2 separate regions of the Mus musculus genome follow, and region 2 is linked to region 1. A link is a loop called in an ENCODE intact Hi-C map of the cell type or tissue named here. Cell type or tissue: gastrocnemius. All regions are shown on one strand. Links, peaks and the distances in the headings refer to the core of each region. The heading gives the core; the rest is flanking DNA. Region 1 has its middle 210 kb from the start of Alx1. Region 2 holds the start of Nts (neurotensin).

Region 1 (5,393 bases), core at 186-5,185:
CCAGGACATCCAGGGCTACACAGAGAAACCCTGTCTCAGAAAGAAAGAAAGAAAGAAAGAAAGAAAGAAAGAAAGAAAGAAAGAAAGAAAGAAAGAAAGGAAGGAAGGAAGGAAGGAAGGAAGGAAGGAAGAAAGAAAGAAAGAAAGAAAGAAAGAAAGAAAGAAAGAAAGAAAGAAAGAAAGAAAGAAAGAAAGAAAGAAAGAGGAAAAAAGAAAAAAAAGAATTATAACTAGGAGTATCTGAAAGTATGTTTTTCATAGTTTTCCTAGGATATTCACGCCAATAATATGTTCATTGTTGTATAGGAATGATTAAGGATGATTACAAACATGACTATGGACATTGCAGGCTCCAGGCCCTTCACTTGAGAATACCGGAATGTGAGGGCTTAACACTTATCAATAAATCATGGAAGAGACTAGGTGCATCCTGTGGACAGTACCTAGGTAACCCACTGTCAGAATTATCTCCAGCCAAGGAAAGCCTGACCAGTCTGCGTGCCCCACTAAGTTTACTTCAGGCATAAATGAACATTGAGAAATAGATGGTTATGACAACTTAACAATTTTCTGGAGAACATCAACAAAGATGAAAGCCAAAAGGCTTAGCTTTAAGCTGAATATTTTGCTGTTCCAAAGTAATGACAGAGGCAGACTTTGTGCCAACACAGTACGTTTTACACATTCCTTTGTCCTTTCTCTTCATTTAGTTGGAATTGTGCTTTCTCCCACCCAGCATAATAAAGCAGATTATTAATTTTGGAGCCATAAAGGCCAAGTACATTATGATATTTAAAAATTGTGCTTCAAGCAAACATTGAGAGAGGAGATAACAAGCTTTCCAAGTTCCTGGTCTGCTCTCATTTCATTCTGATTATTGCTTTCTGTTTCTCTCCCTCGTCTCAGCCTTTTCTAGACATTCCCTCATCATCCAGGAGTTGGGAGCTGCAGTCACTCATGGCTATGCAGGGGAATAAAGAAACTTCCTGGAATCCGTGTTAGCATCCAGCTCAGAGAATAACCCCATTAGAACCTCCTGATAATCTGTACCCTATCATTAATAAAGAGAAATCAATATTTCAAATCAGGTCAGTTAAGTTACTAATTTGTTGAATGTCCAATATCCTGTCTGATAAGAAACTAGCAGAGATGCTACAAATCTTGTTGCTCTCTGACTTGGGTTTCCAAAGACAAGAAAATAATCACCTTTTTCTCTTAATCACAATAACACACCCCACTCACATCCATCCTTCCAGTTTGTCAGGGGGTATCTGCTCTCACATAATTTTCATATGTTAATTTACAAAATTCTTCTGTTGTTTTGAGAATATCATGGGTGCTTGGAATTTGTCTTTTCGTGAGAAAGTCATTCTAGGCTGTAGTCCTGGGCATTCATGAAGACTATACACCATTTCATTTCATTCATGAACACTGTACACCATTTTTGGTGACAGGGAGAAGAGTGCTCCTTTTAGACCTCTCAGCATTCTAGCCTCTCTTCCTACTTGTGCTCAGGTTATGACTTCAGGAAGGAGCAATCGATGCCTAAGATGTGAGATTTAACTTTAATGCACACTTTAATAAAACCTGTTATCTGTATGTGGCTCAGTGTAAGCACATTCCTGTTCTTCTATCTCCTCCCCACCCCCTGTTCAGGCACTTGCTTGAGTGTCACCTTCTCAGGAAGAGCTTTTATTACCAAGCCAGCTCTCGTTCCTGGTGCTCCTCTGTGGTTCATCAAATGACATTCAAACTTTCTATGTTAAATAATCTTTGTTGGTTTCTCTGGTCTGTTATTAGGACTTAACTTTAGTAGACCTCAGATGAATACTCATTATAAGATTGAAGAATTGAATGGATAAGTGGATAATTGGATAGACAGACCTTTTCTCCTCTGTGTTAGGCTTAGAATTCCTCTCTCTGAACAAGTGAGGAGAAAATTCTGACCTATAGGCAATTTCTGAATTAGCATAGGCATACTCAAAACTAGCTTCCTAATCACAGAGCCTAATTTGATTCATTATCTCCTTTTATTATATTTCATTTGGGATTTCATATCTTGATCACATGATAAAAACAATAACTACATGTAAATTGCCAAGAACAGTGGTCAACATGGGTGTATCTTCCAGACTGATTTTTGCTTTTAACAACAGGTGTCTTACTGTTCACATATGTGCCGATCATATACTTGTGCTTTTGGTAAATGTCTTAGAGAAGCCTGTCTGGTTTTTAATGATTTATCACTTCAATTTGTTATTTTCAAACTATGTCCTTGAAAAAACAGAGTGTATGTGCTCTGAATATTTATGACAATACTCCTATACACTATTAAGAAAAGTGTGTTCTAAGGAACAAGACTTTTATTCTGACTACATTTTTGAGTGTTTATACATAGATTTCATTTAAGGAAAATGAAAAACAGTTTCTGAAACTTATTAATACTAATGATCTTTGCAGGAATTTTTATTAGATGTCTTATTTATACTTTGACAGTTGTTTTATTTATAAGTCAAAGAAATGCATAATAGAAAATGTTACCTCCAACTTTGTATTAGTTTTCTCTATCAAGGTGTGCCATCTAGTGGTACCATTAGAAATATATCAAGAAGCATTTTCATTAAAATTACTGCTGCAGATTATGAAATTTTTGTGTTATATATTTTAAATACCCATGCATGCATTTATAAATGTTCACAAATTATAAATAGGACAGATTCAATAATTATACAATTAAAAATTTACAAAATTTGAAAATTTACAAAATTTTACTTTTTGTTACTTTTTAGTTGTTATTACCACTTGTATAGGTGTCACATTTAGCAATATGCAAGACAAGAATGTAAAATTAATGGATGTTTTTAACACAAAGAGTCCTTTGATTTTGAACTTAAGTTAAATGAGACAGTAATTGAGAATAGAAATCTTATAGACTAGATCCACAGAGGTGTCCTACATCACATTTTCATACCTTCCTCTTTTTCTAAGACAGAACTCTGAACCACTTACACCACTCTGAGATCCCAAACGGGGGTCACTCTGCCCTACCCAGATGCTCTCGATCCTGGACAGAAACACACATACACACACACTGCCTTTATATTTTAATTTTAATATGCCTTGGCTAGCTCCATTTCTGGGCCACTCCTGAACCTCCACGTGGTTATCACTCTCCCCTCCGATATTCCTGAGTGAATACTTGCTAAATCTATATTTTATCTTTGCTGTCCATGGCTCCTTCTGGGCAGCCCTCGTGGGGGCCGCTTTCCCCTTTGTACCTACCTACATTTCAGCCATCTCTCCCTCCTGCGCATTCCCAGTGTGGTCTGTCCCCTATGATCCGTGGCCTAGCCTGTCTCATGGAGGAATCCCTTTCTCTCTTCCCTGCATTTCTTCCCTGGGAATCCTAAAAGTACCACCTCTGACTCCCTGCTAGTCATTAGCAGCTGGAAACTTTTCACAGTCAGAGCCGACTCGGGGCAGACTTCCTTTAGCCTACATGCTGGACACTGCAGACAGGTTTTCGGGTACCATAATTAGCAGGAGAACACAAGCCGCTACAGAACTCAACCTTATAAAAGAAAATATAGAAGATAATTAAATCAGAGTGACTGGGAGATATAAGCAAAAGAAACAGTTCGGTGTTTACCACTGCAAGGTTAAATGATAAGTTCCACACATTTAAATTTTTATTGAAAATATTTTTTTCATACAACATATTCTGATTATAGCTCTCTCTCCACAAGACTTTCTTCCTTGTAAAAAAAAATACTAAAAGCTTCTAAGGGAGTATAGTATAATATAATTAGATTTAAAGCAAAAACAACCAAATTATCATAGAGCAAAACAAACAAGAAAAAGAGCCCAAGGGTCACAAGAAGTAGATATAGATACAGAGAACCACTTGATTACATACTAAGGAATCTCATAAAAGTACAAACCTAGAAGCCATACTTTATAAGCAAAGAACCTGTATGGCTTAATTAATTAATTAATTAATTAATTTAATTATTTAAAAATGAAAATAAAAGCCCTGACACAACATTATGAGACAAAGAATCTCCCAAGAAGCCATTCAGTTTACTCTCTGTTGGCCATCTACCACTGGGCATGCCTCCTACCTGTAAGAGTGGTTCAAGCTGCCCTTGAAGAAAAACAAATTTTCTTCAAACAAGTAGCTAGCCATTGGAGGTAGCTTCTGAGTTAGGATGGGAGCTTGAGTCCACTTCTTTCCGTGTAAGACATCTTCTGGTACAAGCTGGCACTGGTCCTATGTGCACCCTGCTTCAATTTCTGTATTCATCTATTTATCAAGCCTGCTCTGTGTCAGAAACCTTGTTTCCTCAGAGTCTTCACCACACCTGGCACTTTCGCTCCTTCTGCCCCAACTACTGCAGGGTTCCTGGAGCCCTAAGAGAGGAGAGAGATCTGATGGAGCCATCCCATTAGGGCTGAATATTCCAAGGTCTCTCACTCTCTTCTTGTTGTCTGGTTGTGGGTCTTTGTACTTGTTTCTATCTGCTGCAGGAGAAAGCTTCTCTGAGAATGGCTGAGCAGCGCACTCATTTGTGAATATAGCAGAATGTCATTGGAGTGGTATGGTATGGATTCTTGGTCAAAGAGTGGGCCTTAAAATCAAATCAGACATTGCTTTGGCTACTCCCACCAGTCTATGTCACCACTGCGTGGTCATACTATGCAAGGAGAACACCATGGTAAACTGAACAGTATGCATTTTTTTCTTTGGTAGAATACAAAGTAACTTGCAGTGCTATGAACATTAGCCAGTAGGGGTGAAAGCTTTCTGTAGACACTAACTCAACTTCTCCATGCTCAATGAGTTGTTAGGCACTGCCTTCAGTAATAGAACACTGATTTCAGTTTATGCAGAGCCTTGACAACATCATAGGTTGTTTGCAGGTTACAAAGGGACCACTTTAAAGGACCACTCAATTATATAAAACCAAATCCCAGTACCAGAAGTTTGTTTTGGTGAGAAGAGATGTCCAGTTGGGGCTCTGTCTCCCCTTTATTTGTGAATTAATTTAGATCACGTTTGTATATGTGTATACACTGCATTAAGTTTCCATACTGCAACCCAAATGGCCCTTACTTTTAGCTGTCCCTCCATTGTTCCCATGTTCCTCTTCATTGCCACTTTGATCCTCTTACTTCACACCATTAGTTATCTGCCTTTTCTATTTTGCTTTCCTAAAGACATCTATTTGTCCCCAGTAGTCCTTTTATACCTAAGCACTGTGGGACAATGGACTGCAGGTAACAGTAACTTAAAACCTAATATCTGAATATAAGCAAACACATACCATACTTAACATTTTATATCTGCGTTATCTAACTCAGAATGACTTTTTTCTAGTTCCTTCTATTTACAC
Region 2 (5,393 bases), core at 339-5,338, 330 kb before region 1:
TGCAGGCTGACAAGCACTGCCTCTATTCAAATTTCCACCCTTGTCTTATTACTCATATTGATTTTCCCTTTAGTGGTCATATTCCAAAGGAGAACGTGTTGCATTTCCTTGCACCATGAACTGCTTTACAGATTTAAAAAAATATATATTTCAGTTCTTATAATCAGAATGGGAGAGAAACATGATAATTACAGTTTTTCTTTCACTAAAAGAGAGAGAGAGAGGGAGACAGAGAGAGACAGAGATACTAAGATAGAGAGACACAGAGACAGAGAGGAGAGACAGAGAGAGAGGAGAGAAAAGAGAGACACCGAGAGACAGAGACAAAGGGGGAGGAGGGAGGGTGGGAGGGAGGAAGGGAGAGAGAGAGAGAGAAAGAGAGAGAGAGAGAGAGAGAGAGAGAGAGAGAGATTCCTGGATTCATTTACCTGAGTAGCAGCAGACTGCGAGAGAAATCCCTCACTTCAGGGAGTTGTGAGATGCAGTTGAGCTTACCTGAGCACAGACTCCAGGAGCTGAAAGCCAGGAGAGTCAGGCACACCAGCTGGAGATTCATTCCTCTCATCTTCTCTCAGCCTTCTGACAAGCAGGTCCACACACTCAGACACTGAAGGAGCTAGCTCTCTCTCGGTGCTTCCTCTTGCCTTCAGCTGGCTTTCAAAGTGAGTGAACTGTGAGGGATGCTGTGGCCAGTCCCTATATATATGTGAGCAGGAGGATGATGTCATGGCTACACAGGATGTGCTCTGCCTTCATCTCCATCCCCCCTCCTTTCCCTTTGTCCCTTATCTCATCCCCCACCCGTGAACCTTGATGGAAAGTGACGATCTTCCCTAATTGCAGCTGTTGCTCAGGATTTCTGACTCACAGAAAGAGTTGTTCAAAATCACTGCCATATACAGCATAGTGAGAGGTACTTCTGGTACCTTTTTCCCCCTAATTTTCTATCATGCCCCCATTCCAGATAGTTGTCATTTTCATTTTTTAAAATGCAAGGGTTTTTTTTTTTTTTTTTGGTAATTTCTCATATTTAAGCAAAAGTTCTAGGGAGAAATCACTGCTTGGAAGTCTTAAAGACTTGGGGTATATTTTCTAGTAACACAAACTTCTGAGAACAGGCTTCGTTGTCTCAAAACTCATAGAGAATTTACATAGCATGTACTAAAATAGGAAGGGAAACAGGCAAAAGAAAATTGGATATAATAATGTAATGTGACGACGAAACATACAAAGAAAAGGGGAAAGTCAGTATAAAAGGAAGAAAATTAGATCTAATGAGTAGTTTTATATCCTACCTACTTGAAAGTTTATTATATGTAACTGAGGGGAGACTAAGTTACATATGCTGCTCTTTCATTGGATATTTTAAATAATGTTTATAAAATAAAAACACAAGTAGGTTATGTGTTAGAAGGTAAACTATGAATTGCTGTATTAATACCTCCCCAATTAACTACATAATTAATTACATATTTGCTGCATTGTTTGTTTCGTTATTTGTTACTGATGCAATATCCCCCCTCCTTTATCTCATAACTCCCCTCTCTCTGTTTCTCCCCATTCTATCAACTCTCTCTTCAGTTTAATCCTTTTTTTTTTTTGTAGAAAGCAGACTGTACTTTTAGACAGAAAAATATTCTATATAAATGCCATCCACCACAGTGACAATTCTAAGGCGAAATCTTCAGGTAATTTGTGAGTTACAATGCTCTTCTTTCCTTCTCTCCATTCTTGGAAGAAAATTGCTCAAATGCCTTTTGAGCAATAGCTTTCCTCCTGTAGACGGTCCTTGGTAACACAAGAAGTGTTCTGAACTGGTGTTAGGGGTGTGAACATTTGAAACCAAAGATTTCTGAGATTTGTTTAATTTTTAAAATCCCCAATCATCATGTAATAATTAACTAAGGAAAAAAATCAAGATTGTTACGACAGACTGTTGGTTTATATATCCAATATTTGGTAAGAGATTATCTTTGCATCACCCCTAAAGGAAGTCATTAATTACAAATATTGAACAGTTATTTTAAATGATAAAAGATACATTAATACAACTCGATGTTCAGAAGCTAAACAGTAGCTTACTTTATTTTTTTAAATTACTTTAATTTTGTTTTGTTGTTTCTGTGGGGAAAAGAAAATAATGAATTTGACTCACCTGGATTAGTTTTCTCTAAAGGATGGTTGACTGGCAAGCCTGAAGCATGCATGCATTTTTCCTCCCGCTAGAGGGCACAGTGGAAGTTTAGAAAGCTTTCCATAATCACAGAGAATGCTTGGTTTTCGTCTCATTATCCCAGTATTTGTGTGACAGAATCATTTCAGAACCACATTAATAAAGAAGCCCATAAGCTATATATTCTCTGATTTGATTTTAATATACTATTTAAATCAATTACTTTCTTTGCTTCTTACATTGTAAAACACAAAGAATTATCTTTGAAAAAGTGCTAAAATATGTGCGAGCTGTCTGATAGTAAAACAAAAATGTGAGGCTTATTCCCTGAAGTGGTTTTCTAGCAAGTGGAACTTAGGGAACTGTTTATAAATGGATTGCTGATTAATTAACTCCTTTTAAGCATATCACATGAACATTCATTATTAAAGTGAGAGTTATTTTATGTATATAGAAAATACCAAAGAAAGAATAGAAGAGCATGTAGCAACCACTGTCAAATGACTGAAGACCAAACAGATTCTCTTTGGTAATATTCTTTATTATTAAAAATAAATAAATAACACTTTCTGGTAAGATTATGATGTTGCTAACGCTTCTCTTTTCCCTTTTATCTTAGTTTATTCAAACTATAGGAACAATATTAAATTATCTGTTTTGGCAGGAACTCACAAGTGCCCAGTGTCTTTTGCTCAGTACCTGGGAAGATTCCCAAATAGAATGGCCAGGAGAAGTCTTCACAGAACGTCAGCTTTTCCTAAACCAAACAACTGAAGCCTGGCAGAGAAACAAATACCGCACAAAGTGCTTTCAAACATACTGTGATTAATAAGAATGATAAATTGTAAATGTAGCAGAAGACCTTTCATAATAAATGATTTGAATATATTAATGTAAGAAAAAAAAAAGAACTAAATAAAAAAACCCTCCACAACTTAATGCTCAGGGATCTTTGCAGAAAATGGGGAAGAAAAATTCTAAGAGTAAGAGGAACTGGTATTTGGTGTGAGATTTTTGTCTTGAAATGTCATTCTAAAGTTTCACCAATGTTACTGCCTAAACATAACAAGAACCAACAAGCATCAACAGATATGCTAACATGGACAGGGAAGAAGACAGGATGAAGCTCAATAAATACACCTCCAAACTACACAAAAACTACAGGCAACTAAGGAATGCTGATGATGGGAAAATAGTTTTTCGGAGGAAAGCATATCCCAAAGGAATAATTAATACCCAATACCAAATGGGATTTTTGAAAATATGCATACAAGTATCATTATACAGACAAAGTATGTTACATTTATAAACACACACACACACACACACACACACACACACACACACACGTTAACAAATATTAAGGAGAAAAAGAGCCCATGTATTTGAAAGACAAAAATGGGAGGTGGGTTAACTGATAGCATTTGCAGAAAGAAAGTGAAAAGGTAGATGATGTAATTATAATCTCAGAGTATATTTAGAAATAATCATAAAATAGATAGCTAAATATAACATAGATTAGGAAGAATGTCTCACTTAGTAAAAGCCTGCACTGCAAGCATGAACACATGATTTTGGATATCTAGAACCAATGTAAAATACTGGAAGTGGCAATGGATTCCTGTTAAACCTAGACTTGGGGAAGTGAAGAAAGGGAACAAGAGAAATCCTGAATGATACTGATCAGCTAGCCTAAGCAAGCTAGCCTATCGGGCTCATTGATAGACTGTGTCTTCAAAGAGCATCTGAAAAGCCACTGTCAGTTCTCTGACCTCCACATTCATGCATAGGTATGTGTACAGGCTTCTGCATGCCTGTGCACGTGCGCGCGTGCACACACACATACACACACACTTAAACTTATCCAAATGACACATTTCATACAGAATTTTAGGTAACTTTCTAGAAAGGTATGTGAATAATTTTTATCCTAAAATTATTTTATCTGGAACACTGCTTTACAGGATAATACGTTAGTTTGTTTCCATCTGTGACACACTTCCTGTGTTAGCCTTCCAGTTTGAGGTCCCAGTGTTGACAGGGTTCTCACTGATGTCAAGGTCTGTACAATAGATGAGCTTCTATATTTGGATGGTCATTTGTTCCACATTTATTAGCCAGCTGCTCAAAATGATTGACATAGGCAGTTAAATAATGAACACTTATAAAACAGTGATGTTGTCACTTGTCTAATGTGGAGACCAGAGTGCCTGAAACCACTGGATGGACTATAGCCCTGCAGGTCCATACCAGCTCTCTCTGAACCTCTGGAGACTTGTTCACATCATTGATCACTATCCTAGGCTTGCTAAAACTTCTGAACTGACATACACGCCATATACATACATAAATACATACTCACATACGTACATACATACATACATACATACATACATACATACATACATAAGTCTGACTTGTCTGTTTCTGCTAGATTCAGTTTGGCGCCTCCCCTTGCTGACTTTGTATCCCCTCGTGATGTTCTTGTTCATTTGGACGACTTCCTTTTATGATCCAATCCAATCAAACCTTCTCATGATAGAAACGTAAGGTATTCCCATTGCCTTTTGCTTTCGCTAGGTTCTCCTAACAGTTGTATTCTTGACAAAGTACAGACTTTGGGTGGAGAGGACTCTGCATTTCTTCACAAAGTTTACAACTCGTAATTGCTTAAAACTTACCTACCAAGCCTGACTAAATTACTAATTTTTAGCTAGTTCTCATTTTTTCCCTGTCAAATTTGTCATTCTTTTGAACTGTTATCTCTTAAATGTCCATTGAGGTTTTTTTTTTTTTTTTTTTTAGAAAATTAGAAATTTTTTTTGTGAGCCTTTAGAGTTTCTGAGCTTTCTCAGCCTTTCCCAATCATCCTGATGACTAAGGCAGTAAGTTTTGAAAACGGCACTGAGGGAGATCATCCTGGAGCCATATGCCTTTGACAGCTCAGTGCTCAGATAATTGTGATTTAAGTTTTATTTCTCTAAATGCATCTCTGTTCTTGAGCTGTGGCTGTAATTCATCTGAGCAAACAATATGTCAGACTTCTGTAAGCCTAATTGATTTTTCTGTTCAATTAAAGAACATTTTCATGGCATAATGATAGATATGTGTATGCACACACCCAAACTCATAGACACTATCTTATACACTAAATGTGTATTGCACAGACCTTAGAGATGTAGGTAAATGGAAACTAAATGGTCAATTTCCCACTGTAAGC

The links. A loop is a pair of places that touch in the nucleus more often than their neighbours do. Peaks named below come from ENCODE experiments on the same cell type or tissue, not always from the same donor. Only the 100,000 strongest peaks of a DNase experiment are listed, where the experiment ranks them.
Region 2: a loop joins it to region 1, with 4 times the contacts of the local background. A loop is called at or near these places in 30 of 42 quality-filtered maps.

Annotation. Positions count from the first base shown.
Region 1 is chr10:102,821,056-102,826,448 of GRCm38, forward strand. No RefSeq gene overlaps it. Among named protein-coding and RNA genes, the nearest start is that of Alx1, 210 kb to the right of the region's middle. In gastrocnemius, for the core only: a CTCF peak has its summit at 2,597 (motif pointing left); no DNase peak of the experiment used is centred there.
Region 2 is chr10:102,489,759-102,495,151 of GRCm38, forward strand. It overlaps Nts (neurotensin), which reads right to left and starts at 660. Exons shown (of 4, transcript NM_024435.2): 1 at 496-660. The coding sequence starts at 565. In gastrocnemius, for the core only: a CTCF peak has its summit at 2,222 (motif pointing right); a DNase peak (open chromatin) is centred at 2,218.